Regions from separate parts of the Homo sapiens genome. Here region 2 is linked to region 1. A link is a loop called in an ENCODE intact Hi-C map of the cell type or tissue named here. Cell type or tissue: Calu3. All regions are shown on one strand. Each heading gives the region's core, and the rest is flanking DNA. Links, peaks and the distances in the headings are about the cores only. Region 1 overlaps CASC15 (cancer susceptibility 15). Region 2 overlaps CASC15 (cancer susceptibility 15).

Region 1 (16,217 bases), core at 4,890-12,889:
AGAAAAACTTATTAATTCAGCAAGAAATCAAATGTACATTTCTAGGAGAGATTTTTTTTCTCAACTTAAAAGAAAAAAATTGAAGATCCAAGAGAATGGGGATTTTTAGCAGTTGGGGACCACTAGAGATTATTTGACTCAAAGTGATAGGCATAACATATAAGTGCTGGTGGCCTGGACACAAGAGACTGGGGTGACTTCTCATACACATTAGACACCATTGATTTTCAACTAAAGGTAGAACTGGAAGTGCTTTTATTCAAAGGCTGCAAAAATCACCTTCTCCAAGGAAGTTTAACATCTCTAGTTTTCTGAATATGAAAAAAGATTATAGGATCACAGTCTCCCGTGAGCTAATGAGGCATATGCAACCAGCCTTGAAATTTGAAAGGAGAGAGAGAAAAATCAAAATTGGAGTGCATTCACCCTTCTGAACGTATTTCTTTCCTCCCTCCAAAGCATCTGTATCCTGGCTGAGCTAGCAGACAATTTAAAGGTTTCTTAGATCAGTTTTAATATTTTTTTTAATTACACTGAAAATAATACCCACCCCCAGAGACAAGCATTGTGTTTGCACAAGGAACAGCGTCCCCTTCTTACCAGTTCCCCAAGACCCCCACCTCCATTCAGTCACCAAGTCCAATCTGAAATCCACCTCCTAAAGAGCTCTGGACTCCAGCCACTTTCCGCATTCCTACAGCCACTCCCCTAATTAGGGCTACTATTATCTCCCCACCGGATTACTGTGGAAACTTCCTAACTGGTCTACCTGTCTTCCAGTTTGCCTCACCCCATCCATCCTTCACACACCAGCTACAGAGATCGTTCTAGGAAAGTCAGTCTCCTATTGGCATTAGGATAAATTCCAAACACCTTTACGGAGCTCAAAGTATGTTCAGGATCTGTGCAATGCTCCAGCCCCATTTCTCTACTTCCACCTCACACTCCACACTATAGCCAAGCTAAATTGCTTTTATTCCCTCCCAACACCTCCCACCCTGGACCACCACACGCACACAGTGGGCTCTGGCACATGACCTTGTGAATGCCTGTGATGCCTCCCACCCCAATCCTAACCCATCCTCCCCCTTTTCCATCCTTTGACCCACTCTTGCTCTTCATCAAGTCTCTGCTTACATATGACATTCTCCCAGAAGCCTTTCCTCTAAGTCTGGGTTAGGCAACCCCTGCTCACTCTCCCAAAGCACCTTATATTTACTCGTTCAAATGATTTATCATGCTACACTGCAATGCTATTATTATTTGTCAATATCCCCCTAGCATGGAAACTCCACGAAGACAAGGATAGGGCCTGCAGTGTTCAGCACCAAACTCCCAGTGCCAGTGCCTAACATCATGCCTGGTACTTTGTAAGTGTCCAGAATAAATCTCTATTGAATGAATAAAATTAATCAATTAATGACAAAGTTTTCACTCAAAGACTCTGAAGTCTCTGTGGCAAGTGTTTTTTTGGAAATGAGCTGGGAAAATCACCTTGGAGAAGGTGATTTTAAGCTTTCCTAAAATTTAACCTAGCACATAGAAGGTATTTGATAAATATTTGTTATTTATCCTGTTTGTTACTGAATTGAGAAACAAACAGGATTAACAATGCTACTAGGTATATAAAAATGTAAAGTTTTTTTTTTTTTTATTAAAACTGCTTGTCAGACATTGAATAGGGGGCCAGAACATGTAAATCCAGTTATACGGGTTATACAAGTGCTGGGTCTGAGTAGTCCTTACCCCACCGAGTGCTAGGTGACCTGGATTCAGTATTTTAATTGTTTGCTGTTGCTCCTATTTTATTTACACTACAAGCCACTACTCTTCTGAGGTCAGCCCCACATAGAAAGGAGATTGCACCATCAGTTTTACTCAGATTTGCAAGTCAAAATACGATAACAAGAAAAACTTCAAGTTCACCCTTATTTCTCTTCATTCTAAGCAAATAGATAAACCAATATCCAAGAGAATCTTGCCACTTTGTACAATGATCCTGTGCACATCTGGCAGTCAGCCCGGCCCACACTGGAGTTTGTGTGTTTAGGCTTCCTTTATAATTTGAAGAGCAAGGGTGATGACACAGCTCCTGTGACCAATTCCAGTCCCTGTTTACTATTTGCCCAAGGCTCCTGCCTCAGCTAGACCTGAGATCTGGATTGAGATATTTACTATAAAACAAACCAGTAGTCAGGACCTGCTTTCACTCTCAAAAACACCGGTACCTACAAAAAAAAAAAACTAATCTACAGAAGGTTAAGAGCCCCCACAGAGTCTCCACCCAGCCCTTGTCCATCCTCATCTCCAGTTGTCCCCTGGCCCTTGTATCTCATACTCCAGGCACACTACTCAGGGATCTCCACATCTTCCTCTGTGCTCTGCACAGTCTCTTTTCTATGCTTGGAATGTCACCACTCCAGTCTCATTGGCACTCATTGCCTACCACTCTCTACTGATACTTTTTTTTCTTTTATTTTCTTTTTTTTTTTTTTGAGGCAATGTCTTACTCTGTTGCCTAGGCTGGAGTGCAGTGCTCACTGTAACCTGGACCTCCCAGGATCAGGCAATCCTTCTGCCTCAACCTCCCAAGTAGTTGGAACTACAGGCACACGCCACCATGTCCAGCTAATTCTTAAAATTTTTTATATTTATTTATTTAGTTAGTTTGTAGAGAATGGGGTCTCACTGTATTTCCGAGGCTGGTCTTGAACTCCTGGACTCTCAACTCATACTTAAGGCCCCTCTCCCTGCACCCAAGCCAAATCAATCAGTTCCTCCTTTGTCCCTCCCTTCCTTACCTCTCTCTTACTTAACACATTAGAGATTGTAACTACTTCTCATGCATCTATCTCCCCTAACAAGTTGAGAACTACTTACAAGCAAAAAAACACATTTTTTTTTGTTTATTTCCTCATAAAAATCATAAAATCACACCTCACACATGTTAATCAATGAATGGTTATTTAATGAATGACCCTACCTTATCCCTACCCACAACTGAGACGATACATTAAAATTACCAGAACTTGACTATAATTCCATTCATCATGGTTCTATATATACATCATTGAAACCAAAAATGCAAGTACTACAATTTACTTGCTGTGTAGACTAAGGGTAAATTACAAAATTGATTGTCCTAATGACAAGGAAATCGTTCAGCCTCTGACAGCATAACTTTGAATTGTTGTTCCAACCTGATCAGTATTACAGACAATCCAAAGAGAATTTTTAGAGATTTTCAGTGGCACGCCCTACCTGGCCTTTTAAACATTTGCTCAGCAAGCATTTGTTAAGCACCAGCAATATATGTGTGGCTTTCCATGGTAGGCAAGGACTACCAAATTGTGTTAGAAAAGATCTCTGACCTTAAATGAAGGTCCCTTTCAGTCTAGTAAAGGAACGAAAGCAATTACTTAATGGATGTCATGTGAGTGGTAGAAACAGAGTATTACTGGGATTTACAAGAGGATGAAGGCAGGTGGTCTTTCACTACATATTGCTAGCAGGATGGTAAATGCAGTCTAAGGTGACAATTTTGGCTCCTTTTAGGCCAAGATTTGCACCATTTGTTTAGCTGCAGGTCTCTTAGTAACAATGCAGGAGCTAGGGAGTTAAGATGCCTCTACCTCGAAGGAGAAAGGAGGGTAGAGAGGCTTCTCAACTCTTCCGGGCTTTCCCCACCACGTTAGGTGGTTTACCACTGACGTGCCTTGCAGGGGAAAGTTTAAATCTAACAAGCTTCGGCCGGGCGCGGTGGATCACGCCTGTAATCCCAGCACTCTGGGAGGCCGAGGCAGGTGGATCATGAGGTCAGGAGTTTAAGACCAGCCTGGCCAAGATGGTGAAACCCCATCTCTACTAAAAATACAAAAATTAGCCGGGCGTGGTGGTGGGCGCCTGTAATCCCAGCTACTCAGGTGGCTGAGGCAGAGAATTGCTTGAATCTGGGAGGCAGAGGTTGCAGTGAGCCGAGATCACACCACTGCACTCCAGCCTGGTGACAGCGAGATGCCATCTCAAAAAAAAAAAAATCTAACAAGCTTCAAGATGAAGCTCTGGCCCAGAACTCATCTCCTCCCAGAAGGTCTCTAATGAGGACTGGCCTCTTCCACTCTCACAGCCAATTACTGACTCCCAGGTATGAGCTCCCAAATCACACACCACTAGGACATGATCCCTGCCTTTAAGGTCTAGTGTAACTGTAAATATTTACCACCGTTTGTCTTCATTGCATTTGTTATTGTATGTTCCAAGTTTTTAAAAAACCACTAAAGCCATTAATTATGCTTTCTAATATTTCGCTAGCCCCATTTCCCTCCAATCCAAAATCTCCATAATACCCTCAAACTCAAGTTGTCTCTCTCCCTTATACAAGGTATGGCCCGTGGTTTGCAAAAGATTTATTTTCTCTTACACTTGAAATCTAGAAATTTCCTGCTAAGTCATACAACTTCAAACATCCACCTTTCTCTGGAGACTACACAAATAATCACTACCCAAAGCCAAGTATATCCAAAATGGCCTGTGATATTTCAGAACAAAGGATTCATAAGCAGGAGTTCAAGGATGAATCCACCATTTGAAATTGTATGAAAAAAATCTAATGTGCAAGTGAATATATGGGTTTTTTTTTTCCTTTTGGGGTAACATTCTATTGCTTTCAAGAAATTTTCAGAAGAGGCTATGAGACAGACACACACACACACATCCCCACAGAAACACATAGACCTAAATGAAATCCTAATTTTAGTGAAACATTTTTGTACACAAATGTGACACAATTTCTATTTGTCCAATAAAACCTGTTAAATGTTTCAAAATCTTTTACCACATCTTTTAACTTAAAATATGATTAAAAGGTCTACCTTGCCAGACCAGTGCAAGAAACACAATGACCATAGGAGAAGTAGCAAAGAAAGAGAAAAAAACACCTCCAAATATTTTATGCCTGGAAAACTTGGATCATGAAGAAGATGAGAAAAAAAAAGTAGGTCATTGTAACTTGACATTCAGAAATAAGCAGCAACATTTTATTCTCACTGACCTGTAAGTCACCCTCCAGCTCCGAATTTCATCACTACCTTACAAACGGTTCCTGAACTACCTCAGCATGGCATCTGCTATATAATCTTCTAAAACTAACATTGGGAAACAATTTTTTTTTTTGAGACAGAGTCTTACTCTGTCGCCCAGGCTGGAGTGCAGTGGCGTGATCTCAGCTCATTGAAACCTCCGCCTCCCTGGTTCAAGTGATTCTCCTGCCTCAGCCTCCCAAGTAGCTGGGATTAAAGGCACCCACCACTACGCCCAGCTAATTTTTGTATTTTTAGTAGAGACAAGGTTTCACCGTGTTGAACAGGCTGATCTCAAACTCCTGACCTCAAGTGATCCACCCGCCTCGGCCTCCCAAAGTGCTGAGATTACAGGCGTGAGCCACCGCGGCCAGCCAGGAAACAATTTTAAGAACATAATAACTATACTTAATTCCAAAAATTAATAAGGAGAATGTATGCTGAATAATAATGTGGTGTGAGAGTCTGTGGAAAGACGTACTTGGGTTTGTTTTAAATGAATTAAATATATAAGGCTACCACAGACCTTTACCTACAATGTAATTTATATGGTAGCTGGGCGCGGTGGCTCACGCCTGTAATGCCAACACTTTGGGAGGCCAAGGGGGGCGGATCACCTGAGGTCAGGAGTTTGAGACCAGCCTGACCAACATGGAGAAACCTCGTCTCTACTAAAAATACAAAATTAGCCGGCCATGGTGGCGCATGCCTGTAATCCCAGCTACTCGGGAGGCTGAGGCAGGAGAATCACTTGAACCCGGGAGGCAGAGGTTGTGGTGAGCCGAGATAGCGCCACTGCACTCCAGCCTGGGCCACAAGAGTGAAACTCTGTCTCAAAAAATAAATAAAATAAAATAAAATAAAATTTTATATGGTACAGGTTGTCTCAAAAGAGGAATTTGTATGTGGAGAGCCCATTTTAAATGTGTCCTGCATTTTTATCTGATACTATAGCCACTGGGGATTTATTTGCTTTCATCAGTAGTTACCTGACATCCTTTCTGCATAAATCCAGATAGAAAAGTATCTCTTCTGGTTCTGTTATTTGCTGCTGTAGTTTCCATCTGTAGTGCTAAGATCCATCCCTTATTTTATCTTGGACACCAAGCAAGCTTCTTTTCTTCACACTCTAGTCTCTTCTCAACAGCTTCACAAGGGAATCTCTGGGTTGCTTCAAACGCATCTAACACTTCTTTCCAATTATTTATGTTGGTGACAAACTCTTTCTCACCAACTGTCTAGGGTCACTCAGAGGTACTTGATTTGAAAAAGCATTCGGTTTCCTATCCAATATTTTGGTACCTCTCCAGCTCCCCACTTCAGCTCTGCCGATGTTAGCACATTGTTGAGCAGAACTTGCCTCTTACATTTTATCTGAGATTGGCTATAACATCCATATGCTGAGTTGCTTCCACATTGGTTCTCATATCTGAAAATTGTTAATATCAGCAACAACCCTTAAAAAAAACCCTGTTGCTTTTTAAAAACCCTGAGCACTTATATCACAGAAAGGACCCAATCCCAGATCTGCCACTTATTATCAGTGAGACATCTGAGCAGGTCTCTTAACCCCCTCCCTGAACTTCTTTTTCCTGTCTGTAAAATGGGGAGAATACCACCTTCCTCACTACGTTGTGAGTATTAAATAGGTTCGTGCATGTGAAAGGTTTAGCATAGACACTGGCTGCCCCAAAGCCAGTGCTCGTAAGTGTTAGGTACTTATTTATTCTGAGAGCAAAGTCTTAATTATCTGTGGATAGAGAGGTGAACATTAGCATGAAATTGTGCATTTTTTTTAGGGGAATGGAAACAATTTGCATTTTAAGAGCAAGCAAGCATTTTTGTTTAAAAATATCAAGGGCATATTGTTACAAGCTCCTGCTCTGCAGGGACACTGAGCCCTTCTAAGTTCTTTCCTTTTCCCAATTTTGTTTTCTCCTCCTCTCTGTGAATGAAAACAGCACATAGAGAAATGCTTTGTAAATGCTATAGCAAGATGACCATTTATAAGGACTCTAGAGAAAGTCCTAGGGCAAACTGGTTGCTACATCTAACCCCTTGAACAGGCTGACAAAAGATTTAAACTGTAGCAGCCATGTGAGAAACACACATGTGGTTTTAAAATATTTGAATTCCATTGTACAGTTCTTGGTAAAACCCATGCAGACCAAGGAAGCTGACACATTCAATAGAAGACATGGGCCTCCGTTGTGTCTGTGACCCCTCCAGGTATTTTAAGCACCAGAATCAAAGTACAGAAATAAAAACAAACAAAAGCCCAATATCTGTCCATGCCTGGTCTTACCAAAAAAAAAAAAAATTGTTTTTTTAAAAAATAAGTCTCTTATGGGATGACTGTGGACTTATTTAGCCCATTCAGCAGGATTTTTTACTAAGCTACAATGCAAAAGATTTATTTTGTCATTGTCCAACACCAACAATTGAGGAAACTCGGCCTAGTGCAAAATCCCCAGGAGAAACAATCTACAATTTAATTAGTGAAAAATTGAAGCAATTTAAATACAATTCCAGGCATTTTTTAAAGTAGTATTTGAATAGACAGCTGCTGCATCTACTAAGTGTTTAGGCAAAGCACCATAATCCCTGATCCGATGAGATGCCCAAGGTTATGAACACAACTGTCTGTTGTCAGGGCAAGACCCAGAATTTAAAACAAAACTCCAGAAAGCCTCCCTCAATGCCTGCTCCATCCCCACAAAATAAAGAGATCGCTAGCTAAATAGCCAGCCAGCCAGCTAGCTAGGTAGATAGATAGATAAAGAAAACATTAGTCACAGCCTTTTGAAGCACAGTAGAATGGAGACAGAAAAGGATTTAGAGCCCACAGCACTAAGCTGGAGTCCTGATTTGTTCATTACCTTTTTTCTGTTACTACTTCAAATTCCTCATTTATAAAATGGGAATATTAATGCCTATCCCACATGAGTTTTGAATCTTCAATGAGAATATAAGAAAACACTATATAAATGTTACTTGAAGATGTTGAAATGTTAAAGAAACAGAAAATATAAATTGAATTAGAGATATGTCACTACTGCACCTTCTACCATAAGAACTTTATTGTTTCAGCCTTTTTTTTTTTTTGATGGAGTCTCACTCTGTAGCCCAGGCTGGAGTGCAGTGATGTGATCTCGGCTCACTGCAACCTCCGCCTCCCAAGTTCAAGCGATTCTCCTGCCTCAGGCTGCGGAGCAGCTGGGACTACAGGCGCATGCCACCACGCCCAGCTAATTTCTGTATTTTTAGTAGAGACGGGGTTTCACCATATTGGCCAGGCTGCTCTCGAACTCCTGACCTCGTGATCCACCTGCCTCAGTCTCCCAAAGAGCTGGGATTACAGGCGTGAGCCACCGTGCCTGGCCTGTTTCAGCTTTAAAGATTTATTTGTACATACAAAATATTTTGCCACGCCCAGTTGCAGTCTTGCAAGATGAAAAGGGTTCTGGAGATGGATGGTGGTGATGGTTGCACAATGATGTGAATATACTTAACACCACTGAACCGTATGCTTAAAAATGGTTCGAATGGCAAATTTTATGTTATGTGTATTTTATCACAACTTTAAAAAATTATTTAAAAGCCTTTTACCATGATAAAATCCCCTGGTAGCAAGAAAGAAATCCTCTTCCTTTAATATTTAACTTGGTCAACTGAAAAAGCGAAGAACAAGGGGCTGAGGATCCTAGATGTGCCACAGAGTATGAGCACATTGCAAAGGTATGTACAAATTCTAGGACCTCGGCCAAACTTCCCAAAAGGACTTTTTTGTTAACCTTTGTTAATTGCAAACAAAACCGATTTCAAAATAGAGGTGCCCACACGTTGGTTGCCAAGCCCTCAAACACCCATGCTTTGCACACTTTAAGGGACAGGAATGGCATTTGTGCTATGAGTACTAATGAATACAAATACTTGAAATGATTCAATAGTTTACATCTGAAAACATTTCACAGACTCTCAGTATATGCTGCAACAAGTGCATTAAACATAAGAAGAGCCCCCAAAGAAGACCAAGAATCCACATTAGAACTCATATCCTTCAAGGAGGGTGGACATTCCTGTTCTTGGTGCAGTTAGAGAGGTGTCATATGAATCCACCTATGATTACAAGTCCAGACACAGAAACAGCTACAGGCAGCAGAAGGGAGACATGGTTAAGCATCACTGAAAAGGAGCTCCCAGCAGTCTCAGCTCTGTTACCACCCACCCGCTGGGTTACCTTGAGCAAATCACCAAAACTTTCAAGGCCCCTGTCTACACATCTAGCTCTCAGTGACTCTTTGCTCTATTCTAAGCTTGGCCAGGGAGATCTAATAACAATTTATTAACCCTATGCATTACAAAGTGCAGCTATGAGGAAAAGAAAGAATATTTGAAAAAGAAAAAAAAGAGGGGTGGGCGTGGTGGCTCACACCTGTAATCCCAGCACTTTGGGAGGCTGAAGTGGGTGAATCACTTGAGGTCAGAAGTTCAAGACCAGCCTGGCCAACATGGCGAAACCCCATCTCTACTAAAAATACTAAAGTTAGCCGGGTATAGTGGTGCACACCTGTAGACCCAGCTACTTAGGAGGCTGAGGCAGAAGAATCACTTGAAGCCAAAAGGCAGAGGTTGCAGTGAGCTGAGGTTGCACTCCAGCCTGGATGACAGAGTGAGACTCCATCTCAAAAAAAACAAAAACAAAAAACAAAAACAAAACAAAAAAACACACACTAAACTAAACACCATGATAACAGGGAGATAAGAAGAATCTAAATGACCAAGGCTGAACACCAACAGCTCAAACAAATATCAGGAAAAAGCACCTGCAATAAAGACACACAGCACAGCTGCCATTAGCGAAATGCTAAGGCAACGGAAGCTCAGCTTTTGAACGCAGCATAGGACACAACGCCCCCACCTCCGTGCTATCTTGGAAGTCAGCGGAAACCTCAGCATCCACAGGAACCTGGGCCAGAACTGCGGCTCAGCCCTGAAAATTCTGCAAACTGTCTCTACGGTTGGAACAGAGATTACAATGGTACTAGTTCAGGGCAATCGGGTGAGGGAAGACAGTATAACTTAGTGAAGGTCTAAATTACAAAACGGGGCCCAGCACGGTGGCTCATGCCTGTAATCCCAGAACTTTGGGAGGCCGAGGTGGATGGATCACCTGAGGTCAGGAGTTCGAGACCAGCCTGACCAACATGGAGAAACCCCGTTTCTATTAAAAATACAAAAATTAGCCAGGCGTGGTGGCGCATGCCCGTAATCCCAGGTACTCAGGAGGCTGAGGCAGGAGAATCGCTTGAACCCTGGAGGCAGAGGTTGCGGTGAGCCTAGATCGTGCCATTGCACTCCAGCCTAGGCAACAAGAGCGAAACTCTGCCTCAAAAATTAAATAAATAAATAAATTACAAAATGGTTTATCATCACACATTTCTTTACATACTCTATGTTTTAAACTAAGGTATTAATAATGTTGTAAAATAATTATTTTCATCTAGTCCAAAGTGGGATATTTAATATTAATAGTACACAAAAGGATGAGCAAATCCTCTACAATAAAATAATTGATACACTTAAAAGTTGATGTCAAACTAAAAGACCTTCAACTATTTATTAGATACTTCCTAATTTTATATTTCCTTCACGTGAAATTTCAAACTCTAAGACACTAGGAAAGTTGCTGTTTTTAATTGGCTAGCATTCTCTATCAATGAATAAATGATCACAAGTTGCAAATCTGTAAAATCATCACTTATTAAAATATTCTAAATTGGAGGTGAAATGGTACCATAGTACATATCCTGAGACTGTTCTCTCCCGGGTTCCTGTAAAATACCCATCAAAACAAAGCAATAGAGGGGGAAATCTGATCATGGAGAGCAAAGAGAGGAAGGAGCCATGATCATAACCTGGAGACATGTTCTACCCTTGCACTAATTGCGGTGAGATTCAGCAACACTGTTTTGTAATCACCTCCTGAGTTCCTTCATGAGGGATGGAAGTGAGAGGACTTTCTTAACCTTCGCTGATGGCACCTAAGCAAGAAACTACGTCACCCTGAGAAAACTGACAACCTGCCAGGTCAGTGATCCAAATTCACATCCCTCAGATTTCCTTTTCCCATGCCTAACAGTAATATTAGAAACCACTCAGCAGACTGGTTTCAAAGCCCCAGCATCCACCTCTAACAAGGAAAACCACACGAGATAGAAAAACAGTTGATGAAGGCAAAAAAAAAAAAGAGCAATCCCATTTCAAACTAAAACATTATGCTGAGACATGGACAGCAGAGGCAGAAAAAGAGACCCAGTCAAAAGCCCTTCTTGAACATTTTTTTTAAAGACAAGGTCTCATTAGTATTGCCCAGGCCGGAGGGCAGTGGCGATTATATTCACGCTGTAGCCTCAAACTCCTGGGCTCAAGCAATTCTCCCACCTCAGCCTCCCTAGTAGCTGGGAGTAAAGGCAGGCATCACTACACAAGACTCTGATTATTCTTTTATGTTAGTAGGCCTCAAGACTATTTGCCTTGGTCCCCAGTTTTTTTTTTTCTTTCTTTCTTTCTTTTTTTTTTTTGAGATGGAGTCTCTCTCTGTCACCCAGGCTGGAGTGCAGTGGCGCGATTTCGGCTCACTGCAAGCTCCGCCCCCCGGGTTCACGCCATTCTCCTGCCTCAGCCTCCCAAGTAGCTGGGACTACAGGCGCCAGCCACTACGCCCGGCTAATTTTTTTCTATTTTTTTTTAGTAGAGACGGGGTTTCACCCTGTTAGCCAGGATGGTCTCGATCTCCTGACCTCGTGATCCTCCCGCCTCGGCCTCCCAAAGTGCTGGGATTACAGGCGTGAGCCATGGCACCTGGCCTTTTGGTTTTTTTTGTTGTTCTTTTTTTTTTTTTTTTTTTTTTGAGAAAGCGTCTCGCCGAGCACAGTGGCTTACGCCTGTAATCCCAACACTTGGGAGGCCGAGGCACGCAGATCACAAGGTCAAGAGATCGAGACAGGAGTCTCACTCTGTCACCCAGACTGGAGTGCAGTGGCCCGATCTCAGCTCACTGCAACCTCCGCCTCCCGGGTTCAAGCGATTCTCCTGCCTCGGCTTCTCGAGTATCTGGGATTACAGGCGCCCACCACCACACCCAGCTAATTTTTTTGTATTTTTAGTAGAGACAGGGTTTCACCACACTGACCAGGCTGGTCTCGAACTCCTGACCTCAGGTGATCCTCCCACCTCAGCCTCCCAAAGTGTTGGGATTACAGGCGTGAGCCACCGCGCCCAGTCACGTCCCCAATTTCGAAAGCTGCAACCCTGTTGCAAATGACTTTACCTCACCCTCATGCCTAACCTGAAGTCCAGACATGAATGAACATCCAGGCATTGCTTAGAAGACTGAATGCGTTCCACACACAAAAAGATAAATGGCACTTAGTAAATGCATTGCCAGGCATCATAAATTGGGTTCATTACAATGTACATCAAGCTGCCCTGCAATTTCAGAAAAGAAAGGTGACCCTGCCAGTGTCCAGGGGACTATGAGGCACCTGGGGGACTCCAACATCAAGCCAGGATAGATGCCTGAGATCCAAGTGTAACAGGAGACAAGATGACGTCTGGAGCAAGATGTGACAGGAGAAAAGAAACCTTTCATTGCCATCATCCCTCCCCTAGACTCCAAGTCCTGGGGCAGGTACCTCAGAGAAGTTTCCATCTGGCAAAGGCTGCTGAGAGAAAGGAGTATAGGTGATTATTAGAATTTAGACTTAGGGTTGGGTGAGGTGGCTCACGCCTGTAATCCCAGCACTCTGGGAGGCAGAGGCGGGTGGATCACCTGAGGTCAGGAGCTCGAGATCAGCCTGGCCAACATGGTGAAACTCTGTCTCTACTAGAAAACAATTAGCCGGGTGTGGTGGTGTGCGCCTGTAATCCCAGCTACTCGGGAGGCTGAGGCAGAAGAATCGCTTGAACCCAAGAGGTGGAGGTTGCAGTGAGTCTGGGCGATAGAGCGATACTCCATCTCAAAATAAATACTTAAATAAGTAAAATAAAAAATAAAAAAAATTTAGACCTAGCTAAATCTTGGCTTTAAGATCTCTAAAATCCTAATAGTACATTTCAAACCACAGTGAGGTGGATATCCTTTGGCAAAAGACTATCTCTTTGTAGAAACTGAATACTACTTACTTTGTAGAGACAATTTCTTCATCCTAGGAAGACTGGCCGAATAGGCAGTTTAATTATGCAAAGAGCTTATGAAATAAAGATTGTTACAAGACCACAGCTGTAAAGCCTAGGCAAAATTACATCTCTGCAGACTCTGTTAACTCTGGAGAAATGCTTCTTGTCCAAGAATGGATTTGGACCATATGGTTCCTACAAACCACTCTGGAGATACCTGCATTTCAGCCCTTATTTGTGGATCAGAAGCAGAGATAAATGTATGGAGAGAAGATGTGAAAACCCATCTATATTTGCTGATGGAGGAGGGACTCTAAGTGAAGCCCTACCTGGAAGAAACCCCTGATGCTCTACGTGACTAATCCACACTTGAACCAATGTCCGGTTGCTGGACCTACTTAAGTGGTTCTTAATCTTCTGGGGAGATGCTAGACCACTTTAATAATCTGATGAGGGCGATGGATCTGCTCCCGAGAAAAAGGCATGTGGCCAGAAATCTGCACACAGCTTCACGGGTTTCATGAATCACTCAAAGCCTGTGTACTTTGAGAATGTGTACTCAAAGCTAAAAACTTACGGACCATGGTATTACATAGGGGTCTCGCTAGGGCTATGAATTAAGCTAATAACACTCCTAAACTGTGAAATTATCTTTGAAGGAAATGAGTATTCTTTCCATTAGTCATCCTGAAAAGCGGTAGATCCTGAAAGGAAAAAAAAGGCCTTAGACTGAAGGAGAAACTCTACTTTTTTTCTCCGAGACAAGTGAGACTTTAGTCTGGATTCTCAGGAGTCTAGACATGGTGGGGAATACTGACTTTCACCTCCATGGAAAGCAGGCAGAGCCTGGGAGCAGATCAATCCAAAATTAAAGCCATGCAGATGGCCTGGGCCTATAAATTCCGAAAATAATCATCTCACATCTGGTCACAAGTTACTCTGTATGCTATAATTCTCTCCTGTTACCCTATACCTTTAATAAAGCTATGTTAAATGCTATAACTTACCCTGGGCAACATAGGGAAACCCAGTCTTTGCAAAAAAATGAAAGAAAAAAAAATAGCCTGGCATGATGGAGTGCACCTGTAGTTGCAGCTACTAGGGAGGCTGAGGCAGGAGGGTGGCTTGAGCCCAGGAGGAAGAGGCTACAGTGAGCTATGATCACTCCACTGCCCCTCAGCCTGGGTGACAGAGCTAGACTGCGTCTCAAAAAACACCAAAATTATAGCTTTATCTTAGAAATCGTTGAGGAACTATGAGAAGGGTCTGTGTCCAAACTTGGACTACAGTGATAAACGGGACAGTAGCCCCTTTGTTTGTGTGTGTGTGTGTGTGTGTGTGTGCGCGCGCGCGCGTGTGTGTGTATTTTGTTTTTGTTTTTTGTTTTTTGAGATGGAGTCTCGCTCTGTCACCAGGCCGGAGTGCAGTGGCACAATCTTGGCTCACCGCAACCTCCACCTCCCAGGTTCAAGCGATTCTCCTGCCTCAGTTTCCCGAGTAGCTGGGACTACAGGCGTGCGCCACCAGGCCCAGCTAATTTTTTTGTATTTTTAGTAGAGACGAGGTTTCACCATGTTGGTCAGGTTGGTCTCGATCTCTTGACCTTGTGATCCACCCACCTCAGCCTCCCAAAGTGCTGAGATTACAGGTGTGAGCCACCGTGCCTGGCCAGAGTAGCCCCTTTTGAAGCCAACAGAGTGATGGTGGCTGTAAACCCTGAGACCATGAGCAGCAAACAGCCTGACAGACATCAAAGCCAGTCCGTTCTAACATCCTTCCCCAAAAGGAAGAAGAAAAAGAACTACAAAGGAGGCCAAGGGTCTGCTGGCCCCAGGGCAGGGCTATCAGCCGGTGGATCTCAGGCTGACCTGTGAATGTGATTCCACCTTATACCCAAAAGAGGCCATTGGAATATCATAAAATGATAGATCATATTAAATGAAAAAAGATCATATTGAAAAGTAAATAGAAAACCAAAAAATATTCGAATACATTAATGAATCCCAGAGCTGGATTTTGTCGGGGAAAGAATACGCAGTCTTAATTTTTAAAACATAGAAAACCCAAATAAAATTAGAAATAACTTTGTGTTTAACACTTTATTAAATAAATGAAGATGATCTAATATATAATTTCATGGTAAAATCTTAGTGAAACTGATAGTTTTCTGTAAAGGTTTCAATTCCCAAAAGTAAACCAATATCATAGAAGACATTATGAAATGTGTAAAGGAATTTACACCAACAAAAGACTCAGTGTCTGTTTGGCTTTATTGGCCATTTGTTTTAATTAATTTAACCAGTAATTTTAATTAATTTAGCCAGTAATTTAAAATTACTGGTTTCAAGGACCAAATCCAGGAAGGTTAAGAGATTTGGGGCCAGGCACGGTGGCTCAAGCCTGTAATCCCAGCACTTTGGAAGGCCAAAGCAGGCAGATCACTTGAGGTCAGAAGTTCAAGACCAGCCTGGCCAACATGGTGAAACCCCGTCTCTACTAAAAATACAAAAATTAGCCAGGCGTGGTGGCAGGTGCCTGTAATCCCAGCTACTTGGGAGGCTGAGGCAGGAGAATTGCTTGAACCCAGGAGGCGGAGGTTGCAGTGAGCTGAGCTCAAGCCACTGCATTCCAGCCTGGGGGACAGGAGCAAAACTCCACCTCAAAAAAAAAAAAAAAAAAAAGAGATTAAGGTTACACGTCACACACTCAGTGCATAACTGAGACAGAATTCTGTTTTATTTGTCTACTTTCCTCAGCTAGAAATATGAAGGCTAAGACTGTGCTTTTGTTCCTCTAAGTTGCCTGGTAACCATCATTATAACTTAAACTGAGATTATGGGATGGAACTCTAAAAAAAAAAAAAAAAAAAAAAGAACAACAAATTTCTAAACATACCAGCCCTAATGTCTACCTTTCTTAACCTCTAATGAGTCTACCTCTTTCTGTTAGTGTAGTTGA
Region 2 (16,217 bases), core at 4,881-12,880, 53 kb after region 1:
AAAGCAGCACAGGATAAATAGGTACTAAACTATATGGTATCAAAACTCCTTCCGCCTGCGTTCAGGGAATACGATCCATGCTGCCTAAATGGGAATGGTCCTCCTGGGACCTGATGAGGCTTACTGTCTCCCAGATGTTCTCAAACGATTGTGTGAGCCTCTGAAGGGCTTCTGTAAGCCCTATAGTATTTATCATTGCAGCTGCTTTGAATGGCCTCCTGCTTATATCATCTTTATTTCACTGAAGCTCCGTTCCATTTCTGTTCCACCTCATTATGATCTTGGCAGGGTTTTGTTTTTTGTTTTGAGGCGGAGTCTCACTCTGTCACCGGGCTGGAGTGCAGTGGTGCAATCTCACCTCACTGCAACCTCCGCCTCCCAGGTACAAGCAATTCTCCTGCCTCAGCCACCTGAGCAGCTAGGACTACAGGCGCGGGCCACCACGCCCGGCTAATTTTTTTGTATTTTTAGTGGAGACGGGATTTCACCATGTTGGCCAGGATGGTCTCAATCTCGTGACCTCATGATCTGCTTGCCTCAGCCTCCTAAAGTGCTGGGATTACAGGCGTGAGCCACCACACCCGGCCGGCAGGGGTTTTTGTTGCTATTTTTTTGTTGTTGTTGTTTGGCTTGGGGCCAGTCTTTTCACGGCTGTAGTGAGCAATGACTTTATAAGACCAAAGAGACATAGAAAGGTTTCTGCTGCCCCAAATTATCACTCTACAGGACACGTCACAGTGCCTAAAATTCCTCACATTTCCTCCTTGGACAAAAGCCCACTGTTAAAACTCAAATATTATTTTGTAGTGGATTGCACATTAAATCACAGTTACTGTGTCTTCGGATACATGAAATATACACTTGTCAAAAGATTAGTTCTGTTGAGTTTTGTCAATGAGTGTCCTGTGAATCTTTAAAAACCAAAACAAATATAATAAATGAGTCCATATTCAATGAGTTTTTTTTTTTTTAAGTTAAACTTTAACCACCAGACATCTCACAGCCTGGCCTAGAGGGCCTGGTGAACCTCCAAAAGGGGTATGCATACAGTCTGCAGAGTTCCCCAAACTCATGCACACACAGAAGGCTCTTTTCTTCTTCTTCTTTTTTTTTTTTTTTTTTTGAGACAGAGTTTCACTCTGTCACCCGGGCTGGAGTGCAGTGGTGCCATCTCGGCTCACTGCAACCTCATCCTCCCGGGTTCAAGTGATGCTCCTGCCTCCGCCTCCTGAATAGCTGGGACTACAGGTGCATGCCACTATGCCGGGCTAATTTTTTTTTCTTTTTTTTTTTCTTTTTCTTTTTTTTTTTTTGTCTCCAGCCTGGCCAACAGAGCGAGAGTCCATCTCAAAAAAAAAAAAAAAAAAAAAGGGTACTCAGAATAGCTTAATACTTTTTAGATAATTGAGAGGGTCTACTCCCATACTTTCAGGATGTCATTTATAGCAGCAGTCCCCAACCTTTTTGGCAGCATGGACCGGTTTTGTGGAAGACCATTTTTCCACGAACAGTGGGAGGTGGGGGGATCGTTTGAGGATGATCCAAGTGCATTACATTTATTGTGTTCTTTATTTCTACTATTACGTTGTAATACATAGTGAAATAATTATGCAACTCACCATAATGTAGAATCAGTGGGAGCCCTGAGCTTGTTTTCCTACAACTAGATGGTCCCATTTGGGGTGATGAGAGACAGTGACAGATCATCAAGCATTAGATTCTCATAAAGAGCATGCAACCTAGGTCCCTCTCATGTGCAGCTCACCAGGTTCATGCTCCTATGAGAATCTAATGCCACTGCCGATCTGACAGAAGATGGAGCTCAGACAGTAATGTGAGTGATGGGGAGCGGCTGTAAACACAGATGAAGCTTGGCTGGCTTGCCTGCTTGCTGCTCACCCTCTGCTGTGTGGCCCGATTCCTAACAGGCCACAGAACAGGAAGTGAGTGGTGGGTAAGCAAGTGAAGGTACCGGTCCATGGCCTGGGGTTAGGGACCCCTGATTTATAGCATTTGAATCAATGCAATACCCTGGAGAAGGGCAGAGGTGATAGCAAACGGAGAGTTCCGGTTTTGGAAATCTACTGGCTGCCTTTGGATGTTTAGCAACGTGTTAGGATCCAAGATTATTCTGTAAGAACAGGAGGCAGAACCTGAGACCACTGAGGCTGGCCAAGATCCACTGAAATTGGCCAGCCATGAGAATCAAGGTCTAAAGAAGGCAAGAACCAAAGACGAGAAGCAGTATCAGGGTAAGAGCAGGCAGAGTTGAGGCCGAGGAACACTGAAGGCTGGGATGTGAAAAGACAGACTATTTGAATCTGTGGACCACGTCATAAAATTTGCATAAAGTCAGAATCAATAGGTAAATAGTAACCTAAGTTGATGCAGAGAAAGGAGGCAGAAAATAAGATGAAGCTGTCATCTGCTGGGGACCTCGGATGTTCGAGCCCATTTTCCAGGCACCTGGATTGACTCCCATGTTCCAAAGGAGATCTAAAAATGCGGGTTAGCCAAACTCCCATTCCTGGCTTCTGAAGCCTCAGATCACACAAACTCTAGGAACTCCAGAGGTCATACCGCAGAGCGAGAACTTGGCATTAGGATATCATGATACTTCTTCCTCTTCTTTGCTTATTTATCTTACAGCCATTTGTCTAGAAACCTATGCAATATATTTAGGTATAGCAGCTCCATCATTACAGTAAAGTGAGAATTTTGAATTTGGCTGAGGAGTCAGACCTCCTGATGGAAATTTTTGAAGAAAAACATTCCATGAACTTTCACCAAAATTCCCACACTGGGATAAATGCTGAACACTTATTAAGAAAGTACCAAAATTTATTTATCTTAAAGACAAAATGAAAACAAGTGAATTTGTCTATCCTTTGAACTATACTAATCTGCAAAACTCAAAGAAGCTGAAAATATATGCTGATAATTTTTGTTGCCTTACCATCTCTTTTCGTTTAATCGCTGAGACCAAATATAGTAGGTGGCATTTCAGCAGGGTTGTCACATAACTAATCATGCCAACCTCCAATGGGCACTACAATGATCAGCCATCAGGGACTAGCATCCTGACTGTGCTAACGCAGTGTGATGTATTTCTAGGAGGCGGGGCAGGCAGGAAGAGATAGCTTTCTAGAATATCAATTTGTGGTGAGGGCTAAAGATAATGAGGTCAGGACTCATGGGGGTCACCAAACAAAGCCTGAGTTCAAATAACTGCCCACCTTTGGGTGTTCTGAGTTTTTAGACTTCTTTCCTTTAAATTGTATTTACCTTCCAATGAAAGCAATGTGAAAGGGTCCCCATTACACATTCTTTTTTTTTTTTTTTTTTTTTTTATGAGACAGCGTCTCACTCTGTCGCCCAGGCTGGAGTGCAGTAGCGCGATCTCGGCTCACTGCAACCTCCGCCTCCGTGGTTCAAGCGATTCTCCTGCCTCAGCCTCCTGAGTAGCTTGGGATTACAGGTGCGCATCACCACACCCGGCTAATTTGTGTATTTTTAGTAGAGACAGGGTTTCATCATGTTGGTCAGGCTGATCTCGAACTCCTGACCTCGTGATCTGCCTGCCTCGGCCTCCCAAAGTGCTGGGATTACAGGAGTGAGCCACCGTGCCTGTCCTCCCATTACACATTCTAATAGCTCAGCTCACCCACTGTAATATCCGGGATTCACTCTTTACACCAAAAAGTTGTTGTGCAGGTGTAGGTCCAGGCCTTGCATAGGCTATGAAACTTCTGGTGTGGAATATTAAAGAAAGCTTGAGTTCTCTTCGTCCTTCCAGGCCAGTACTGAAAATCAGGGGCTCAAGAAATCTCCCAATGAAAGAAACCCACATCACAGGAAGGCAGGCTGAGTTCAAACCCAAGGCAAAGAAGAAAAGCACATGCAGTTTGGCCCAGCTCTGCTCTAGACTTGTTTTAAAATTATTTTTTATTTTATGTTTTAATTTATTTATCTATTTAATTTGGGGGGGATGGATTTTCGCTTTTGTTGCCCAGGCTGGAGCGCAACGGCATGATCTCAGCTCACTGCAACCTCCGTCTCCTGGATTCAAGTAATTTTCCTGCCTTAGCCTCCCAAGTAGCTGGGATTACAGGTGTGCACCACCACGCCCGGCTAATTTTTGTATTTTTGGTAGAAACGGGGTTTCACCATGTTGGCCAGGCTGGTCTTGAACTCCTGACCTCAGGTGATCCCCCCGCCTTGGCCTCCCAAAGTGCTAGAATTACAGGCATGAGCCACTGCACCCCGCTCTAGGCTTTTAGAAAAGAGGGTCTTGTTCCCTCTATTAGAGTGGTGAGATCCAGAAAGCTAGTAGGACCCAATCCTGGGATGTGGGAAGGAAGGCATGAACCAGGTCACTTAGGCCTACCTCTGGCCTGGCATAGGCCCGTCAAAAATAACAAGAAGACGCTGGGCGCAGTGGCTCACGCCTGTAATCCCAGCACTTTGGGAGGCCGAGGTGGGCAGATCACGAGGTCAGGAGATCAAGTCCATCCTGGCTAACACGGTGAAACCCTGTCTCTACTAAAAATACAAAAAAATTAGCCGGGCACGGTGGGAGGCGCCTGTAGTCCCAGTTACTCGGATGGCTGAGGCAGGAGAATGGCGCGAACATGGGAGGCGGAGCTTGCAGTGAGCTGAGATTGCGCCACCGCACTCCAGCCTGGGCGACAGAGTGAGACTCCGTCTTAAAAAAATAATAATAATAACAAGAAGAGGCTGGGTGTGGTGGCTCACGCCTATAATCCCAACACTTTGGGAGGCCAAGACGGGAGGATTGCTTGAGCTCAGGAGTTCCAGACCAGCCTGAGTGAAACAGCAAGACCTTGTCTCTACAAAAAATAAAAAATAATTAGCCAGGCATGGTGGCATGCACCTGCAGTCCCAGCTACTCAGGAGACTGAGGTGGGAAGATCGCTTGAATCCAGGAGTCCAAGGCTGCAGTGAGTTGTGATTGCACCACTGAAGTCATGACAGAGTGCAGTCTGGGTGACAGAGCAAGACTGTGTCTCTAGAAAAACAACAAGAACAAAGAAAAGAGCAAGTAGAGTCCCTAGAGGGTCATCACAGTCCAAAGTAGACAGAGCAGAATAAGAGCTAGAGCTATGAATAAAGAGCATGTCATTGCATAGAGTTTCTTTTCTCTCATACCTATAGAAAGGGAGAGGCCTAAATGCAGAGACAAAGCAAGGTGAAAGCCACAGGGAAATCTTCAATTCAGGGATTCAGGGTTTTCAATTTAGGAATTGTGAGTCTGCCCAAACTTTCTTGGATATCTGACTTGAAGAAGAGAGGAGATGAAAGGATGATCTGAAAATCATTTTTCTTTTGCTGCAGAATAGGGACTCTATGAGTATTGCTATGTATCATCTTTTGGGAGTTCCTTAGAGATAATGACGCCATCCATTAAAATCTGACAAGTAAAACTCTTGAACACAGACGGATTTCACCGTCATGCCGGCTTCTCAACTGCTGCTTGCAACACAATCTCTCCCTCTGAAATCTAAAAACACCAGCAGAGGGCCGGGTGCGGTGGCTCACCCCTGTAATCCCAGCACTTTGGGAGGCCGAGGCGGGCAGATCACGAGGTCAGGAGATCAAGACCATCCTGGCTAACACGGTGAAACCCCATCTCTACTAAAAATACAAAAAATTAGCTGGGCGTGGTGGCAGGCACCTGTAGTCCCAGCTACTTGGGAGGCTGAGGCAAGAGAATCGCTTGAACCTGGGTGGTGGAGGTTGCAGTGGGCTGAGATTGTGCCACTGCACTCCAGCCTGGGCGACAGAGCCAGACTCTGTCTCAAAAAAAAAAAAAAAAAAAAAAAAAAAAAAAACCACCAGCAAAGTAGACCATCCTCTTTTTAAGCCTCATTAAATGTTTGGGTCTCAAGATACAGTCACAGTATTTGCAGAATAAGAGTAAGTCTCAAGGTGAAACTAGAAAAATTATCAGGGTGAGTGGGAGCTCTCAAGGAAACATTCTCTCTTCCTGGTTTACATTACTGATCCCTAATATCTAGTGCAAAGTCAAAAGAGCTGCATTGTGCAATTTACTAGTTTGATAACTTGAACTGGACATTTTGCTGAACCCCAGTTTCTTCGCCTATAAAATGAGAATGTTACTAACAGCTATTATATGGAATTCCAGTGAGAATCAAATAAGATGATGCATAAGATACTGCTGCACAAGTACTTCTGTAATGCTTCTCTACCACTTCTCTGAGAAAAATAGAATACTGAACTATAAATTTTAAGATGTATACTTCATATTCACTAACACCAATAATTAAGAACCTTGGCCAGATATGGTGGCACACACTGTAATCCCAGCACTTTGGGAGGCCAAGGTGGGTGGATCATCTGAGGTCAGGAGTTCAAGACTAGCCTGGCCAACATGGCGAAACCCTATCTCTACTAAAATTACAAAAATTAGCCAGCCATGGTAGTGGGCACCTGTAATCCCAGCTACTCAGGAGGCTGAGGCAGGAGAATCGCTGGAACCCAGGAGGAGGAGGTTGCGGTGAGCCGAGATTGTGCCACTGCACTCCAGCCTGGGTGACAAGAGTGAAACTCTGTCTCAAAAAAAAAAAAAAAAAAACCTTTAAATTTCTCTTGGTTTTCCTTATTTCTAAAATGAAATAGTCTACAATGAGAGAACTACTGGAGTTGTTTGGGTTAAAAAAAAAAAGTCATGGCCTGGCTTGGTAGCTCATACCTGTAATCCCAGCACTTGGAGAGCTGCAGCAGGCAGACTGCTATTGCTTGAGCCAAGGAGTGCCAGACCAGCCTGGGTAACATGGTGAAATTGCGTCTGTACAAAAAATACAAAAATTAGCTGAGCATGGTGGTGTATGCCTGTAGCCCCAGCTATTCTGGGAGGCTGAGATTGGATAATACCTGAGCCGGGGAGGTAGAGGCTGCAGTGAACCGTAATCACACCACTGCATTCCAGCCTGGGCCACAGTGACTTTGTCTCAAGACAAAAAAAAAAAAAAAAAAAAAAGACACTACGTAATCCAAAATACTAGGATTAAAACCACAGTTTCAAAATTCTATCACAGTCTGTAATGGTACCAACTCAAATTTGAAGAAAAAATGGAAAGTCATCCCATTAATTTAAGACAAGTGTCACAGAAATCCATTTCAAACATTATTTCCCCCACAATGATCTGAAGCTATGCATAAATTATCAAAATTATCTATGCATGCATTCCAATTATAAAAATTTTGGCTTCAGATATTCAGGGACTTCTAAGCATGAATTGCTTGAGACCATATCACTCTACTGATCATAAACATGTTGACCCGCATGTTCTGGATTTTCCAACAGAGGGTACAACAGAGTATCAATATCCCCCTACATGGTAGATTTACCTATCCTTACGCATGCATACCTCACAATAAAAGACATTTACATAAGAATAAGGTAAGACTATGAAAATACAGTCTTTTTTTATTCCATCCAAGCTCAAATAATTTTTCTCAAGTTGCTGCCAAGTTGCCCAATACTTAACCTTGTCTAAATACCTTTCTACATCCTAAGCCAAGGATTTGGTGGCTGTTAACTTACACTTAACCAAGATTATGAAAAACTGTTGCTGGGATGCTGGAAAAGTTACATGTTGCCTCATAGAAAAGGAATGCTGGGGCTTAGCAACTGCCCATGGAGTCACTTACCAAAGCTGTGCTTGTTTTGCTCTTCGTTTGGACAGGTTACTTTTCAGAAACTCTTTTAATTTTTATTTATTTATTTTGTAGAGATGGGGTACCACTATGTTGCCCAGGCTGCTCTGGAACTCCTGGCCTCAAGTGATCCTCCCACCTCAGCTTCGCAAAATGCTGGGATTACACACATGAGCCACCATGCCTGGCCTCAGAAACTCCTACTATGTTAGTCATAGAATACCTTAATAACCTAAATTCCAACAGAGTGGATTGTTTCCATTAGAGTTTGTAACTTCTAAAATCATGATTGTGGCTGGGCGCGGTGGCTCACGCCTGTAATCCCAGTACTTTGGGAGGTTGAGGAGAGAGGATCACCTGAGGTCAGGAGTTCAAGACCAGCCTGGTCAACATGGTGAAACCCCGTCTCTACTAAAAATACAAAAATTAGCCGGTCATGATGGCGGGTGCCTGTAATCCCAGCTACTCGGGAGGCTGAGGCAGGAGAATCGCTTGAACCAGGGAGGCAGAGGTTGCTGTGAGTCAAGATCAAGCCATTGCACTCCAGCCTGGGTGACAGAGTGAGACTCTGTCTAAATAAATAAATAAATAAAATAAAATCATGATTGTGACATACACACAGCATCTGGCTCCAATCTGTATGTTTAAATCAATAATCCAAGCTTACCCTGACGCATGGACATATGAATGCCTTTGCTGGGTTCGTATCCAATAGCCATCCCCCTTCAACTGTGTTCTGACACTGGGCACTGATAAGCATTATGAGCCCCTTCCCGGGCCTGGGGTGTTAGTTGACCAGTCTAAGCCTCTCAGATGTGTCTGCTTATCAGTGACTAGTGTTTGTCATGGGCTACTGTAGTTACCCTGGGAAGTCCTCTTGTAGACTTCTGCGAAAGTTTTTCCTCTGACTCATAAAAGGCCAGGATTTGGAGACACTGAAACCCTCATATATTGCTGACGGAAACCTCCAACCTGTAACATGGTATTGTCACTTTGGAAAACAGTTTGGCAGTGTCTTAAAAAGTTGAATATAGCCGGGTGCAGTGGCTCATGCCTATAATCCCAGCACTTTGGGGGGCCGAGGTGGGTGGATTACCTGAGGTCAGGAGTTCAAGACCAGCCTGGCCAAAATAGTGCAATCTTGTCTCTACTAAAAATACAAAAAATTAGCTGGGCGTGGTGGCGGATGCCTGTAATCCCCAGCTACTCAGAAGGCTGAGGCAGGGGAATGGCTTGAACCCGGGAGACAGAGGTTGCAGTGAGCTGAGATGACACCATTGCACTCCAGCCTGGGCAACAAGAGCGAAACTCCGTCCCAAAAAAAAAAAAAAAAAAAAGAAAGGAAAAAAATAGTTGAATATAAATTACCATACAATCCACAATTCAACTCCTGGGTATCTACACCCAAGAGAAATAAAAACGGGTGTCTATACAAAGACTTTTTTTTTTTTTGAGACAGAGTCTCGTTCTGTTGCCCAGGCTGGAGGGCAGTGGCATCATCACAGCTCACTGCAGCCTCGACCTCCCGGGCTCTGGTGACCCTCCCACTGCAGCTTCCTGGATAGCTGGGACTACGGGCATGTGCAACCACACCCACCTAATTTATTGTATTTTTGGTAGAGATGAGGTTTCACCACGTTGCCCAGGCTGGTCTTGAACTCCTGGGCTCAAGCAATCCACCAGTCTCAGCCTCCCAAAGTGCTAGGATTACAGGCATGAGCCACCATGCCCAGCCAATACAAAGAGTTATGCACATATGCTCATAGCAGTATTATTCGTGGTAGCTGCAAAAACGGAAACAACTAACATATCCATCACCTGGTGACTAGACAGACAAAACATGGTATGTCCACACGATGCACCACTACACACCAATGAAAAGGATCAAACTACTGATACATGCTATGACACAGACTGATCTCATAAACTTTATGGTGAGCAAAAGAAGCCAGGCAAAAAGGCCACACTAATTGTAAGATTCCACCTCCATAAACTGTTCTGAAAATGTAGACATATATAGAGATAGAAACTAGTAGTTACCTGTGACTGGTGGATGGGAATAGAAATTGACCACAGTGGACACAAGGGATCTTTAGGGAATGATAGAAAGTTCTGGAAATGGGGCCGGGCGCAGTGGCTCACGCCTGTAATCCCAGCACTTTGGGAGGCCAAGGCGGGTGGATCACGAGGTCAGGAGATCAAGACCATTCTGGCTAACACGGTGAAACCCCGTCTCTACTAAAAATACAAAAAATTAGCCAGGCATGGTGGCAGGCACCTGTAGTCCCAGCTACTCGGGAGGCTGAGGCAGAAGAATGGCGTGGACCTGGGAGGTGGAGCTTGCAGTAAGCCAAGATCACGCCACTGCACTCCAGCCTGGGTGACAGAGCGAGACTCAGTCTCAAAAATAAATAAATAAATAAAATAAAAATAAAGTTCTGGAAATGGTGAAAGTAGTACAATTCTATAAGTCTCCCCACTCCAAAAATCATCAAATAGTATACTTAAACGTGTGCATGTGTGCGCGTGTGTTTGTATTCAGACAAATATTCGGCCGGGCAAGGTGGCTCACGCCTGTAATCCCAGCACTTTGAGAGGCCGAGGCGGGTGGACCATGAGGTCAGGAGTTCAAGATCAGCCTGGCCAAGATGGTGAAACCCTGTCTCTACTAAAAATACAAAAATTAGCTGGGTGTGGTGGCGGGCACTTGTAATCCCAGCTATTCAGGAGGCTGAGGCAGAGAATTACTTGAACCCAGGAGGCAGAGGCTTCAGTGAGCCAAGATCACGCCACCGCACTCCAGCCTGGGCGAGAGAGAGAGTGAGACTCCATCTCAAAAAAAAAGACAAATATTCACCGTTTCTTTCCTAGGTCCAGGTTACCAGCTGACCAGGAACCATGATGTTACTGATCTGCTGAATTAGCCAGTCCTGGAACAGCTATACTCTGAATTCCTTCAAGGTGAAATGAACGAAACAAAGAAAGAGGGAAGGAAGGAAGGAAGGGAAGGGAAAGGAAGGGAAGGGAAGGAAGGGAAGGAAGGGAAGGGAGGGAAGGGAGGAAGGAAGGAAGGAAGGAAGGGAAGGGAGGAAGGAAGGAGGGAAGGAAGGAAGGAAGGAAGGAAGGAAGGAAAGAAGGAAAAAAAAGAAAAAGAAAGAGAGAAAAGAAAAAGAAAAATCCTTACTTTTTAAGCCACTGTTAGTTGACTATTTTCTTACGTGAGGACAAATACATCCTGATTGATATAAACTAGACATGGTGTCACCCTATTCAGTGGTATATGATCCAGACACACATTTAATTTTGGAGGAAAAATCGAGTTTTGAAAATATGTATTTGTGGCTGGGAGCGGTGGCTCACTCCCGTAATCCCAGCACTTTGGGAGGCCAAGGCGGGCTGATTACCTGAGGTCAGGAGTTCGAGATTAGCCTGGCCAACATGGTGAAACCCCATCTCTACTAAAAACACAAAAGAAAAAAAAAACTAGCTGGGCGTGGTGACACACACCTGTAATCCCAGCTTACTCAGGAGGCTGAGGCAGGAGAATCTCTTGAGCCCAGGAAATGGAGGTTGCAGTGAGCCGAGATTCGTGCCACTGCATTACAGCCTGGGTGAGACTCTGTCTCAAAAAAAAAAAATGCATTTGTGGTAATGTACGTATGTTCAAACATTTCTAATTAGGTTTACAACTTTTGGGCTGTGAGGTACATTAAAATGACACGTAGAAGTTGTGCTGTTAAAACTCCATTTTAGGCTGGGCGTGGTGGCTCAGGCCTGTAATCCTAGCACTTGGAGAGGCCCAAGCGGGCAGAACACCTGAGGTCAGGGGTTCGAGACCAGCCTGGCCAACATGGCAAAACCTTGTCTTTACTAAAAATACAAAAATTAGCCAGGTGTGGCCAGGTGTGGTGGCTCATGCCTATAATCCCAGGACTTTGGGAGGCCAAGGCGGGCGGATCACAAGGTCAAGAGATCGAGACCAGCTGAGTGTGGTGGCTCACGCCTGTAATCCCAGCACTTTGGGAGGCCGAGACAGGCGGATCATGAGGTCAGGAGATGGAGACCATCCTGGCTAACACAGTGAAACCCCATCTCTAATAAAAATACAAAAAAAAAAAAATTAGCCGGGCGTGGTGGCGGGCATCTGTAGTCCCAGCTATTCGGGAGGCTGAGGCAGAATTGTTTGAACCCAGGAGGCTGAGGTTGCAGTGAGCCGAGATCACACCATTGCACTCCAGCCTGGGCGACAGAGTGAGACTCCGTCTCAAAAAAAAAAAAAAAAAAAAAAAAAAAAAACAACTGGCCGGGCACGGTGGCTCAAGCCTATAATCCCAGCACTTTGGGAGGCCGAGGTGGGTGGATCACAAGGTCAGGAGTTCAAGACCAGCCTGGCCAACATAGTGAAACTTTGTCTCTACTAAAAATACAAAAATTAGCTGGGCATGGTGGTGAGCACTTGTAATCCCAGCTACTTAGGAGGCTGAGGCAAGAGAATCGCTTGAACCAGGGAGGTGGAGGTTGCAGTGAGCTGAGATCACGCCACTGCACTCCAGCTTGGGCAACAGAGTGAGACTTCGTCTCAAAAAAAAAAAAAGAAAAGAAAAAGAAAGAAAACCCTCTTTCAATTTTAATATGAACTAGCACTTGTCACTCAGCCTAGCTCCCACCTACTCCCCTGCAGGGTCAGTAGGAATGAAATGCCTGGAACATCCCAAACACATTCCAGACTCCATCTTGTTTCATCCCTCCATGTTTCTGCATATCAGTTTCCAAGCCTAAGATGTTCCTTTCTTTGTCTCTCAAAATGCTACGTATCTTTTAAATCCCAACTCAAGAAAGTCTTCCCTGACCAAATAAACAATCACTCCCTCCTCTGCTTTAACTCTATACTTTGTATGTACCACCATTATCACCTCTAGCAAACAATATTGGAATTGATTTCATTATTGCCATCTCCCCTACTGTGAAAAGCAAAGGGTTTCAAGTTAAAACGCAGTTCTATCTTATATGTGTGCGACTCTGGATAAGTCACGTTACTTCTGACTCTCGATTTCTTCTTCTTTAAGGTAAACACAGATATTATCCCATCTCTCTTAGACTACTAATGAGGCTTAACTAAGATAATATATGTGAAAGCATTTTTATCAATTATGAAGTACTGACAAATTTTAGTTTGAATAGATGAGTTTTGTTTTTTTTTTTGAGACGGAGTCTCGCTCTGTCGCCCAGGCTGGAGTACAGTGGTGCGATCTCGGCTCACTGCAAGCTCCGCCTCCCAGGTTCACGCCATTCTCCTGCCTCAGCCTTCCAAACAGCTGGGACTACAGGCGCAAGCCGCCACGCCCGGCTAATTTTTTTTTTTTTGTATTTTTAGTAGAGACAGGGTTTCACCGTGTTAGCCAGGATGGTCACAATCTCCTGAACTTGTGATCCACCCGCCTTGGCCTCCCAAAGTGCTGGGATTACAGGCGTGAGCCACCGCGCCCAGCCAAATAGATGGAATTTTTTAAAGGTATTTAATGGACCACACGATTTAGGAAAAAGATGTGATCTCTCCATTCTGTTAAAACTGCTCTAGTGAAGACTCCCAGTGAGCGCTGACCTCCAAAATGCCTAAACCCACAGATTTATTCTCAGTTCTCATCTTCATCCTTCAGCAACACTTGACACAGATTGTCTTGCCTTCCTCCTGGAAACACTTCCTTCCCTGGGCTTTCACCCCAGCGGCACTCCCTTTTCATTATTACTACTTCCTGCCCACTTCTAAATCTGGAAGGCCTTAAAGCTCAGTATCTAGACCTCTTGTCTTTCTATACTCACTCCCGGGTAATCCCAACCAGTCTCCTGGCTTTAAATAGCATTTAATTTCTTACAACTAACAAATCTGTGTCTCTACACTTCTCTGAAAACCAGACTTGTTTATCAAATGCCTAAATGCTTAAAAAGTATCTTAATTTTGGCCAGGCGTGGTGGCTCACGCCTGTAATCCCAACACTTTGGGAGGCCAAGGCAGGCGGATTGCCTGAGGTCAGAAGTTCAAGACCAGCCTGTTCAACATGGTGAAACCCCGTCTCTAATAATAAAGAAAAATGAGCCGGGCTTGGTAGCGGGTGCCTGTAATCCAAGCTACACGGGAGGCTGAGAAAGGAGAATCACTGGAACCCGGGAGGCGGAGCTTGCAGTGAGCCGAGATGGCGCCTCTGCACTCCAGCCTGGGCTACAGACCGAGAGACTCCATCTCAAAAAAAAAAAAAAAGCATCTTAATTTTAATGCATCTGAACTGAGCTACTGGTATCCTATGCCCCAAGCCTGATTCTCATCTCAGTTATTAGCTATTTGGTCCTTCTGGGAGCTCAGGACAAAAATCTCGGACTCATACTCCACTCCTCTCTGTCTCGTACTTCCCATCCAACCCACCAGAAAAACTTTAATACCAAAATATATTCAGACTTCAACTCCTTTTCACTACCTCCATGTTACTTTTACCCTGTTACCAAGTCAATATCACCTCTCATTGGGATAACTGAAACAGCTTCCTAAATGGTGTCCCTGTTTCTGCCCCTGCCCACCCCTTTCACCTGGTCTCAACCCAACAGCCAGAGTTATCCTGTTACAGCAGAGCTTTCATCCTTTAAAACCTTTCAGTAACATCCCACCTCCCTCGGTATAAAATCCTAAGCCTTTACCATGGCCTTTGAAGCTCCTTGGCACCTACCCGCCATATTCCTCTTTCCTCTCCTACCACTGTCCCCATGGCTCACTCCACTCCAGCCTCTGCACCCTCCTTGCTTTCTCTGAAACATCAGACACTTGTCATTTCCTCTGCCTGCATGCTTTTCTCCCCAGCATCATGTAGCCCATTCCTTCACTTCCTTCAAATCCATCCTCACATGTCACCTTCTCCATGAGGTCATCCCCCACCATCCAAATGAAGTTTGCAACTCTCTCCCCTTCTACTCTCTATTCCTCCTTTCTGCTTTATTCTTCACGATAGTATTAATAGTTGCTCCCTTTTAACATATATTTTACTGTCACTAGTGAAAGCTCTAAGCATGCAGGGACTTTAGTTCATTTCTGTGTCCTTGATGGTTAAAACAATGCCTGGCACATGCACACAGAAAGTACTAAATAAGTATTATGTAAAAGAATGAATGAGAAAAAATGAACCAAGTAGGCTTTCTAGATTCACAAAAAACGTACTTCTAAATACCTGTATCTTTAACAATAATGGGAAGAACTATAATCAAAGTTCTTAGACATGCACGAAATCTAAAAATCAGCAAATTTGGCTGGGCACAGTGGCTCATGCCTGTAATCCCAGCACATTGGGAGGCCAAGGTGGGTTGATCACAAGGTCAGGAGTTCGAGACCAGCTGGCCAATATGGTGAAACCCTATCTCTACTAAAAATACAAAAAAAAATTAGCCGGGCCTGGTGGCGGGCGCCTGTAGTCCTAGCTACTCCTACTCGGGAGGCTGAGGCAGGAGAATCGCTTGAGCCTGGGAGGCAGAGGTTGCAGTGAGCTGAGATTGCACCGCTGCACTCCAGCCTGGGTGACAGAGCGAGGATCCATCTCAAAAAAAAAAAAAAAAAAAAAAAAAATCAGCAAATTTGAGCCACAAAGAAGAAATCAAAGTAAATTTGGGAACACAAATAAGTACCAAAAGAAACTTATAGCAAATAAATGAGTAGAAATGGTACTCAGAATACAACTAAATATGCAGGTAATCACTTCCTTTACTTAATATAAAGGCCAAAGTTAAAGCCGGGCACAGTGGCTCACGCCTGTAATCCCAGCAGTTTGGGAGGCCGAGGCGGGTGGATCACCTGAGGTAGGGGGTTTGAGACCAGCCTGACCAACATGGAGAAACCTGGTCTCTACTAAAAATAAAAAAATTAGCTGGGCCTGGTGGCGCATGCTTGTAAGCCCAGCTACTTGGGAGGCTGAGGCAGGAGAATCGCTTGAACCCGGGAGGCGGAGGTTGCAGTGAGCCGAGATCGCGCCACTGCACTCCAGCCTGGGCAACAAAGCAAAACTCCGTCTCAAAAAAAAAAAAAAAAGAAACAAAGTTAAATAAATGCTTTTGATTTACTTATGAGATGTTTAGCATGCATTATATTCATTATTTTTAGAAGGCATAGCTAAATATTTAGGTTTTCTTTCTGTGTAAGTTTATTGTGAACACCATGGTGGGTTGTTCTACGTTCAGTAATTCAAACTGATCCAAGTCAACGGGCAGTTTTAAATAACCAAGACTATAAAATTTGATATCTATAGTAAAGTTTTTAAGTATATTTGGTTATCACTTCAAACATTAACAACATATAGACATTTTTAAATGAATGTATTATTTTAAACTCTGTAATTACAAAGTATTATATTAGTAGTTGCTATATTGATATATAATCTGCTAATTAAAATGAATGCTTTCAACAAAGTTTTGGAAACATATTAAAAAAAGATATTTTCCTATTTTAATATTGATTAATTCCATATTTTTATTCCTAACATTAT

What was found. Peaks named below come from ENCODE experiments on the same cell type or tissue, not always from the same donor. Only the 100,000 strongest peaks of a DNase experiment are listed, where the experiment ranks them.
Region 2: a loop joins it to region 1, with 4 times the contacts of the local background. A loop is called at or near these places in 6 of 110 quality-filtered maps.

Annotation. Positions count from the first base shown.
Region 1 is chr6:21,724,537-21,740,753 of GRCh38, reverse strand. The region is part of intron 2 of CASC15 (cancer susceptibility 15); the gene reads right to left. Among named protein-coding and RNA genes, the nearest start is that of CASC15, 66 kb to the right of the region's middle. RefSeq lists enhancers at 1-103, 1,028-1,950. In Calu3, for the core only: no CTCF peak of the experiment used is centred there; DNase peaks (open chromatin) are centred at 8,493, 8,863 and 9,243.
Region 2 is chr6:21,671,532-21,687,748 of GRCh38, reverse strand. The region is part of intron 2 of CASC15 (cancer susceptibility 15); the gene reads right to left. Among named protein-coding and RNA genes, the nearest start is that of CASC15, 13 kb to the right of the region's middle. In Calu3, for the core only: no CTCF peak of the experiment used is centred there; a DNase peak (open chromatin) is centred at 8,498.